Regions from separate parts of the Homo sapiens genome. Here regions 1 and 3 are each linked to region 2. The links are chromatin contacts, found by Hi-C in ENCODE. All regions are on one chromosome and are shown on one strand. Each heading gives the region's core, a stretch centred on a gene start or an enhancer-like site at or near the end of the contact. The rest is flanking DNA. Distances are from core to core; before and after follow the strand shown.

Region 1 (2,808 bases), core at 30-2,529, 1.8 Mb after region 2:
GTGACTCCGGCTCCCCTGTCTTTCCACAGTTTGGGGCTGAGAGCCAATGAAGTTTCCTTTCGTCTAAGCTACTTTGGTTGACTTTCTGCCATCACAATACAGTCTTCGTGCACCCAGTATTTCAGACTGCACTCAACTGCTAAGATTCAAACTTCAACAAAATGCAGAATTTTAGTTGTTTACCTTTTTAGTTACATGGACTCAAAAACAAGCATCACCATAACTTTCCACTGTGTGTGACAATATAAGAGTCATATCTTTGTGGCTCCAAAAATGTTTAAAAAAGCAACTAGTATATTCAATATTTAGCTCATAAGAGCTAAGCACTGTAAAATACGTCTGACATCTTCAACATCAAACTAGAATAAAGGTAAAATTAAAATAGGGTAGAAGAGTGTTCATGCATGATCCAATCTCACATGAAACCCTAGTCCTAAAAAAAAGGCAACTCCCAAATAGGTGTCTTGATTTCACCCAGTGGCTTTAAAATAGTTCTTAATCATGTATGCATTAAGAAGCCAAAACTCATTGTTATTTCTGAAGCACATTATTTTGAAATTCTGTTTAAATCTTCCATATTTGTATGATGAAAGTTATGTCACAAAGTTAATCATTCCCAGGATGCTTGCAGTAGGGGTAATGAAAAACTTCTTGTGCAAGCGGCCATTAATCAGCAGTGTAACATTGCATAACGTGCTCCAAAGCACGTGTCATGGGATCAGAGTACACAGCTGCATAATGCAGGCCAGTGTCTGTGCCTCCTGCTGACCTTTTCCAATGCAGAACTCGAACCATGTGATGCATGCTTCTTGCCAAGTCACTTATTGCCAATGATTAAGTTGGATGATATGGAGAAACATAAATTTCTTTCTTTCTTTTTTTTTTTTGGAGTTCTAAAAGGAAGACTCTTTGAAGTCCCTGGCTTCTGGCACAGTGTTGTTGCTGGCTTGGTTATATTACTCTTGATCATTATAAAAACTCTCCATTAAAACTGATATCAAATATTTTGCTCAAGTGGTTCCTGGCATTTGCATTAGAAACAATAGACATACCCCCACAAGAAGAGTATTTTATATGTAAGCAACGCAAAAAGTCAAAGACGCTAGAAGCCAAAGACATACATATATCAAATCCCAATCCATCACGTTTGATGTTCTTGAGCAATACTGTTAGCGAGAAACTATTACTTAATCTTGCTAGTATTATCCAAAGAGAACACTTGCGAAATACTTAAGACAAACATGCTGTAATTATTACATGAATAAAGAGCTTGTGTAGCATAAACTGTTTTTGTAACATCAACACAAATTCTGTTGGAGCAGGCTAATAATTAGCCGTGGTAACAACAATGGCCACTGTGTTTGAGAAGCTCTGAGAGGTAACAGTGCTGCCGGAGGTGAGATGACTCACGCGTTATCTTCTACCCTCAAAGTAGCCTTGGTGTAGAGGGACTGTTTTCAATAATATCTTAACCTAGAAAGTCTTCTGAAATTTCACCAAGGGCTAATTATACATTCTAGTACCAACTAGAATATATCTGGTTCCCTAACATATATTGGAAATTAAATTTCATCTTCATTTTACTTTTTTTTTTTAAGGAAAGGACTCTTCGATTTGATTACTAGCAAACTCTTACTGTACATGAAATCCTGTTCAAGGTCTGAAAGCTCAAATTAATAAATGATTTTGTCATCATAATCTAAATGTCTAACAGTGGAACATGAATTTAACAGTGTGGAAGAAAAGTTGTCCTAAAACATAAGACATCTATATGTGCTGGGATTTCAATACTTTTTATTTTTACTACTTGAATGCTGCATTTATGCATTGCTTTGCTTTGGTTTATGGCTGTTAGTTTAGCAACTAAGGGCTGAATGAACAGATCCCTCACAGATCATCCAACCTCATGACCAGGCAAGGGGAGCCTCAGCTGGAGCAGCCTATTTCTGTTTCCTGGGTCTAGACTCAGAGCAGACATTTAAAAGACAATACAGCAGTAAATCCTCTCCTACCTTGACTACAACTAAACCTGACATTTGGGAAGTGAGGTATAGTCAATAGTTTGGGCTGTAATAATAATTCAATAAATATCAGTTTTGATGTACCAGAAGTCAGAAAGCTACCTTGTACACCTTGCCAGTAACAGCCCATGGTATACCTGGTTGCATTAGAATCAGCTGGGGAGGGGGAAGGGATGTCAGTGGGAATAGTGCAGTGAGAACCTCCAGAAAATCTGCTCCTCCATATAAACAATGAGAACATCGCCAAAGATTGTAAAAAAAAAATTGTCAAAACTTTTTCAGAACCCCAGAAATTAGCCAAAAGCTTGCAACAACCTGAGAAGCATTCATTCACGAAAAGTGGCTGAATCTCAGTAAGAACAAGCTTTGTGGCATTTTATTTGTTTTGTTATTGTTGTTGTTTTTTGAGGTGGAGTTTCATTTTTGTTGCCCAGGCTGGAGTGCAATGGCATGATCTCGGCTCACTGCAACCTCCGCCTCCTGGGTTCAAGCAATTCTCCTGTCTCAGCCTCCTGAGTAGCTGTGATTACAGGCGCCCACCACTACACCCAGCTAATTTCTGGTATTTTTAGTAGAAATGGGGTTTCACCATGTTGGCCAGGCTGGTCTCAAACTCCTGACCTCAGGTGATCCGCCTGCCTCGGCATCCCAAAGTACTGGGATTATAGGCCTAAGCCACCACACCGAGCCACTTTGTGGAATTTTAACTTGCCCTATTCCACTCCCTCTTCCCAGAGCCACACACACCTTGAAAACTAATAGTCTCACACTTACGGCAGCCATGAAA
Region 2 (2,700 bases), core at 135-2,634:
AGGCCTCTACACATTATCAACTCTGCTCAACTGAAATTACAGATCATGAATAAAGTGGTTTTACCTGTATCTTATGCCTCTTGAAACTTTCCAGTCATTTCTAGAAAGACGTCTTCAGAAATCTTTGCTGTGAAAATAATGGGAAACAAGGCTATTTAAGCCCTTAAACTGTGCATCCACTTAAACTCAGCAACACTCCTAGAAAGGCACTGAAAACAAATTATTGTGAGTTTAAACCTTCTAGACTTCCTTAGACGCAGGATCAGCTTGGCTTGCATGTGCTGGGGAAGACAGCACTGGGGCAGACAGGAGGGAGGAGCTGTGCAACCACCCACCCACGAACAGAGGGGAAGGGCAGCCCAGCCCGTTACCTGGTGCTAGAGATGAGCCCCAGGACCCGACCAGGTGTACTTTCTTGCACAATAAGCCATTCCAGTTAGCAGAGTCTGTGAACCAAAAAAGTACTATCTAATTGTCTATTAGCTCCAGATATGTATCCTTTAAAATTCATCTTCATGAGGCAAAGAAGGAAAAAGCAGAAACACATATGGCATAATTACAAGCACTAAAGAGCTGTTCATCTTCCTTTATTTTTGGATGGCTGGTTTTCAGCCAAACAGAACGGTGTCCACCGTGGTGTGGCAAGGTTCCATAGCATGGCTGTCACTCCTTTGCAGTGTGGGAGATCAGTCTCAAGACAGGGATCGTGGGGTGCAGTAGCAGCACCAACAATTAGATCAAGAGAATCAGAATCGCAAAACCAGAGCCACGTGCAGGACTGCAGACGCTCAGGAGCCGACGCTGATCCCTCCATGATTCTATTAACACAGGAGCCACGTAATTGTTAAACCTTGGAATCAGACTCCAGCATATTCTGTGGTGAGGAGGGTTTCTTTTTTGTTTGCCTTTTGCTTTCAGAGCTTATATGATCACGGCTCTTTTTTTGAAGCCAGCTGGGAAGGAGGCGGCTCTCCCTCCTCTACAGGAGCCCCCGTCCCTCCCACCCAGGCCCCTCACTGGACGGCTCCCTCCTCTACAGACGCCCTGTACACCCCTCCCCAGGAAGCAGAACCTTAGACACGGCCATCCAGGCACACAACATCCGGTCCCCCCACCCCTCGGGGCCGACACATCCTCTGAACCCTGAGCAGGCACCTGAGGTTAGCAAATGAACCGCGAGGGCAGTGATCAGAAACGATCACGATTCATCAGGCCCCACCGTAGTGGAGCTTCCAGAGACTGATACTGGGGTCTTCCCTCCAGCAGTGGATGGCTCTTACGGCCAATTTTATAAGCAAAAGTAGGTTCACATGAGCAGCTATGAGAATCCTGGAAAAGGCCACATCCACCCAGGACCTGACACCGACATTTCCTGTTGAAACTCCTGGGGCAGGGCTGAGCATTTGGGCACAACTGCTGGACAAGCAAAGAGGGAAAGTCCACGCTACTGTGGGCACCTGCAAAGTGCCACATCACTTGTTTCCACGAGGCCTTCCTGTCACACGGGAGGGAGAGGGGACAGTGGCCGCCCAGAGACTGTGCCAAAAAACAGTTGAAGGCAACAAAGGCAGAGATTCATACATAAATAAGAGGCTTAGGTAAATAATGTGAATATCACGGATTTTAAAACTAAAAAACTGGCCAGGCACTGTGGCTCACGCCTGTAATCCCAACACTTTAGGAGGCCGAGGCGGGTGGATCACTTGAGGTCAGGAGTTCAAGACCAGCTTGACCAACAAGGCAAAACCCCGTCTCTATCAAAAAAAAATACAAAAATTAGCTGGGTGTGGTGGTGCGCACCTGTCATCCCAGCTACTTGGGAGGCTGAGGCAGGAGAATCGCTTGAACTCAGGAGGTGGAGGTTGGAGTGAGCCAAGATCGCGCCATTGCACTCTGACCTGGGTGACAGAAAAAGACTCCGTCTCAAAAAAAACAAAAAAACACCTGAAAAACTTCTATTTTTTAGAAATGAAATAAGCCTTTGTCACTTTAATAAAGACCCAGAACTGCTCATCCTGTGGTTTAAGACACGTATCATATTCACGGTAATTTTGTGGCATCCAACAACAAATGTCAGCAGGTCTGGGTTCTCATCTCAATTGCCTCCAACAACTCCACCTGAACACCAGCATCCTTGTGTCCTGCCTCCCAGCTGGGGGTTCATATCTAGCCTCCAAAAACAGCTGCCAGCCCCAAGGTTCCTGAGTGGGAACACACTTCCTTTCTTAGTGAATTGCCCAGGCCCCAACCCCGCGTTGCCTTCACCCTACACATACACGGTTTGTTTCTTCTTTCTCAGCGTGCAACCCCACAGTTATGAGTTACCTGGCTTAAAAATGCAAACCCACACTTCTCATGTAATTACTCATCATGCTGTTTTAACTCATATCTCCCAACTCCTGACAGCACAGGTAAAAAGAATCCAATGGCCTGTTCATCAAAAAGCAATGAAATTAATTAGGAGAGAGAAGCATTTCCCTCTCATGGCCTTCACATCCTCTCCTGGTGCACCCCCTCTAGTGCAGGAGAGTGTGGGGCTCCAACGCCCAGGCCTTGCGAACAGGTATTTAGTGGTCGCTGATGGCAGAAGGACAGAGCCACTGGCAGCGCCTTCATCTGGCCTCCATCCTGCAGACATGACCTCGCCTTCTGGGCGTACTCCCTAAGCAGGGACCTGGTGTTCTTCAGCACACAGAGAAG
Region 3 (2,794 bases), core at 267-2,766, 1.4 Mb after region 2:
GAGAAGATTCTGGAACCCAACATAGATAGATCAAGGTAAAGAGCATCCCTCCCAGAAGGTTGCCAGGATGCTCTAGAGCTCATGAGATTTGCTCTTGCTGACACTGAGAAGCAGGAAGGAGTAGGAATGGAGAGTGCAGACTTTGAAATCCGCCCATCCGGGGCTGCTTCCCTGCTCTGCTCTCATAGCTCTGTGATCTTGCGCAAGTTCCGTAGCACCTCTGGGTGAGTTTTCCCATCTGTAAAACGGGGATGATGATAATACCTGTAGGGCTGTTGTGAGGACATAACACAGTCATACAGATAAAGCACTTAAAAAGCACCCAGCCCTTAAGCGCTCAAACATTTGTATTCTACATCTTTTGTCAATTGCCTTTGTTTAGAAATGCTCTGGCATGTTGGGTGCTCAAAAGATGTTGACAGTAATTTATTCACTACGACACACCAAGAATTAATGAAATATTGCTAAGAAAATAAAAACTAGTGTTCATCACATCCTGCGATGTGATGTCTCTTCAGAGAACCAGGCGAGGGTATGTGGCCAATGAACAGCCAATGAAGTCACTGTCAGAGTGGCTTTGTCACCCAAGGAGCCCCTACTAGTTTATTAGGGCAATCTGACTTTCAGATCTGAATCCTAGCAGTGTATGGATATAAAAGATACCAAGTCTAAAAATAATAATTATAAAGATCTTAAAAACAACCTGTGACACTCACAAATCCGTTTGACTGGTAATTTTTGAGACATTGGACCATATCTAATACTTGGCAACAGGGCACCACTGTGCTATCATGAAGCATCATCATCAGTTCCAGCGAAGGTGAAATGGTTTCTATTATAGGCATGTTAATAACTTCTATTAATAGAGGCGAGGAAAAGCACAAAACCTTTATCTCTTCTTTTCATGCATGGAATAAAATGAGAACTCTATATTACAAAAAAAAAAAAAAAGATTCCCTTTCTAATGCCATCCAAGGAACAATATTCTAAGTGTGCCTACTGAGACAGGATTTCATCTGAATCTATTGCTATGTATTCTCCAACATCCCCTCCAAGAAGATTAGACCATTTCCAGCTGAGACTGGTTTTTGCTAGCAGTGGTTAGATTTTCACAGTTCCCAGCCCAGGGGAAGGGAGGGTGCCTCCCTGAGACTACATTGCCCTCTGCTGCCCATCCAAGGCCAAGTCAGGTAGGGAAGGCCTCTGGGGAATTACATTTTAAAAAAATAAAGTTTATGAAAATTATACATGAGATTTGCATAAAAGGTGAAGTGAGGTTGTTACAGTTGCAAAGTCTCTCACTCTCCAGGGGCAAAATCAGGAGGTCAGAAGTGCACTTGGAACTATCGGGATGGTGAGGGTCACATAGGAAGTGTGGGTTTGGAGTCAGGCTCACGTTGTGCTGGTACTAGCTGTGCCATCTTGGGCAAGTTGTCAACCCCTCTAAGCATCAGTTTCTCATATGTGAGATGCGATAATCCCTGGGGCCACTTATCCAAAGATTAAAGAATAAAATGCACATCAAGTTGTAAGCAGAGTATGTGACACTTCGTGTTCTAACAAATGTTGGTTATTATTGCTCCAACTTCCTCCTTGCAGATGCAGAAACTGAAAACTCTCAGGACTTGACATAGGGACCCAAAGTCACATGTCTGCCTAGGGATGAGGAGGGGAGTCATCCCAGGCCAAACCTCCCACTGTCCCCAAGGCATCCTGGGCTTTCATGAGCATCTTTAGCTCCATCCCCCAGTCACAACCCATCTCAGTGGACATGTGTCCTGGACACTGCGCCTGGCCTACCCCACTGCCCCACACAAGGAAACATTCCCTGTGGGCTGGGCCTAACGCTTTGCTCACATTTGCCCCCTACAGAGCAGTTCACCTGGAGGGTAGCACAGGTGCTATTCCCAAAAGGCCATGTGAAGCTAGTGCAACTGTCAAAGTGAGGAGGAAATTCCATAGGCCATGAGCAGCTGGGCTGGGGCGGTAGGCTCGAGGGCAGGGGCTATTAATGACTGAACCATAGAAAAGTCCATTTGTCCATTTTTCTATTCATTCACTCCCAAGTATTTTTTGAGCAGCACATGCTAAGCAAGTCTTCTCAGCACTCACATCGAAGAAAAGAGGTGGCCCTGGTCTGCAACACCCTTGGGCACCTGGTAGGAGGCCTGGTTCCCCTTTTATGTGGTTTGTCACACTCTCAGGACTGTGACCAAAACCAAATGAGGGCATTCCCATTAGATCCTGCTGAGGGAGCAGTGCCTCCAGTAAACAAGCTTGAGCAGGTGTGGTTCATATTAACTGAGAACCTCATGCCACCAAACAACACATGTGCTAGCAAGGGTTGCCCACACGTTGCCTCAACACCAGCGCTTGTCCTTCCTGTGTCCTTCCTTCTGGACAGCCACACAGCACTAGGGCCATTGTGCAAGAATCATTCAAATCGCCACCACTAATGGGTTTGGATTGAAATTCCAGAAATAATCCCAGCTTCACTACTTACTACCGGTATTCCTTCAATGGAGTGATTAATCTTTCCTGTCTCCAAATTCTCATTGGATCATGCGAGTGACAATACTTATTTTGCAAAATTTTTGTAAGAATTAAAGACAGAAAATATAAAGCCCCTGGTTGCCTACACAAAGTGGACACTGAGGAAATAGGAGCCATTGTTACTATTTCACACCTAAACGAAATACACGTATGGACAGAGTATATGTATAAATTCACATACACATATTGATGCATATAAAAATATGCATGCCAATTTCTGTTGCTGTATATAAAATATATA

Evidence for each region. A loop is a pair of places that touch in the nucleus more often than their neighbours do. Pooled maps may share reads with other maps.
Region 1: a pooled map shows a loop between it and region 2 (3-fold over the local background). The contact joins two enhancer-like sites. A Hi-C loop is called at or near these places in 2 of 50 pooled maps.
Region 3: a map with no recorded cell type shows a loop between it and region 2 (2.3-fold over the local background). The contact joins two enhancer-like sites. A Hi-C loop is called at or near these places in 3 of 37 single-sample maps with no recorded cell type and 2 of 50 pooled maps.

The regions. Positions count from the first base shown.
Region 1 is chr9:91,196,697-91,199,504 of GRCh38, forward strand. LOC124902208 (a long non-coding RNA gene) reads left to right here. Exons shown (of 2, transcript XR_007061660.1): 2 at 1-1,698. Among named protein-coding and RNA genes, the nearest start is that of LINC02937, 35 kb to the left of the region's middle. Within about 2 kb of position 1,280, at least 25 of the 41 ENCODE cell types and tissues checked have a DNase peak (open chromatin) inside an H3K27ac peak, as active enhancers do.
Region 2 is chr9:89,417,992-89,420,691 of GRCh38, forward strand. All of the region lies in intron 2 of SEMA4D (semaphorin 4D), which reads right to left. Among named protein-coding and RNA genes, the nearest start is that of SEMA4D, 79 kb to the right of the region's middle. RefSeq lists an enhancer at 2,599-2,700. Within about 2 kb of position 1,385, at least 7 of the 41 ENCODE cell types and tissues checked have a DNase peak (open chromatin) inside an H3K27ac peak, as active enhancers do.
Region 3 is chr9:90,772,640-90,775,433 of GRCh38, forward strand. No RefSeq gene overlaps it. Among named protein-coding and RNA genes, the nearest start is that of SYK, 28 kb to the right of the region's middle. RefSeq lists an enhancer at 2,068-2,127. Within about 2 kb of position 1,517, at least 4 of the 41 ENCODE cell types and tissues checked have a DNase peak (open chromatin) inside an H3K27ac peak, as active enhancers do.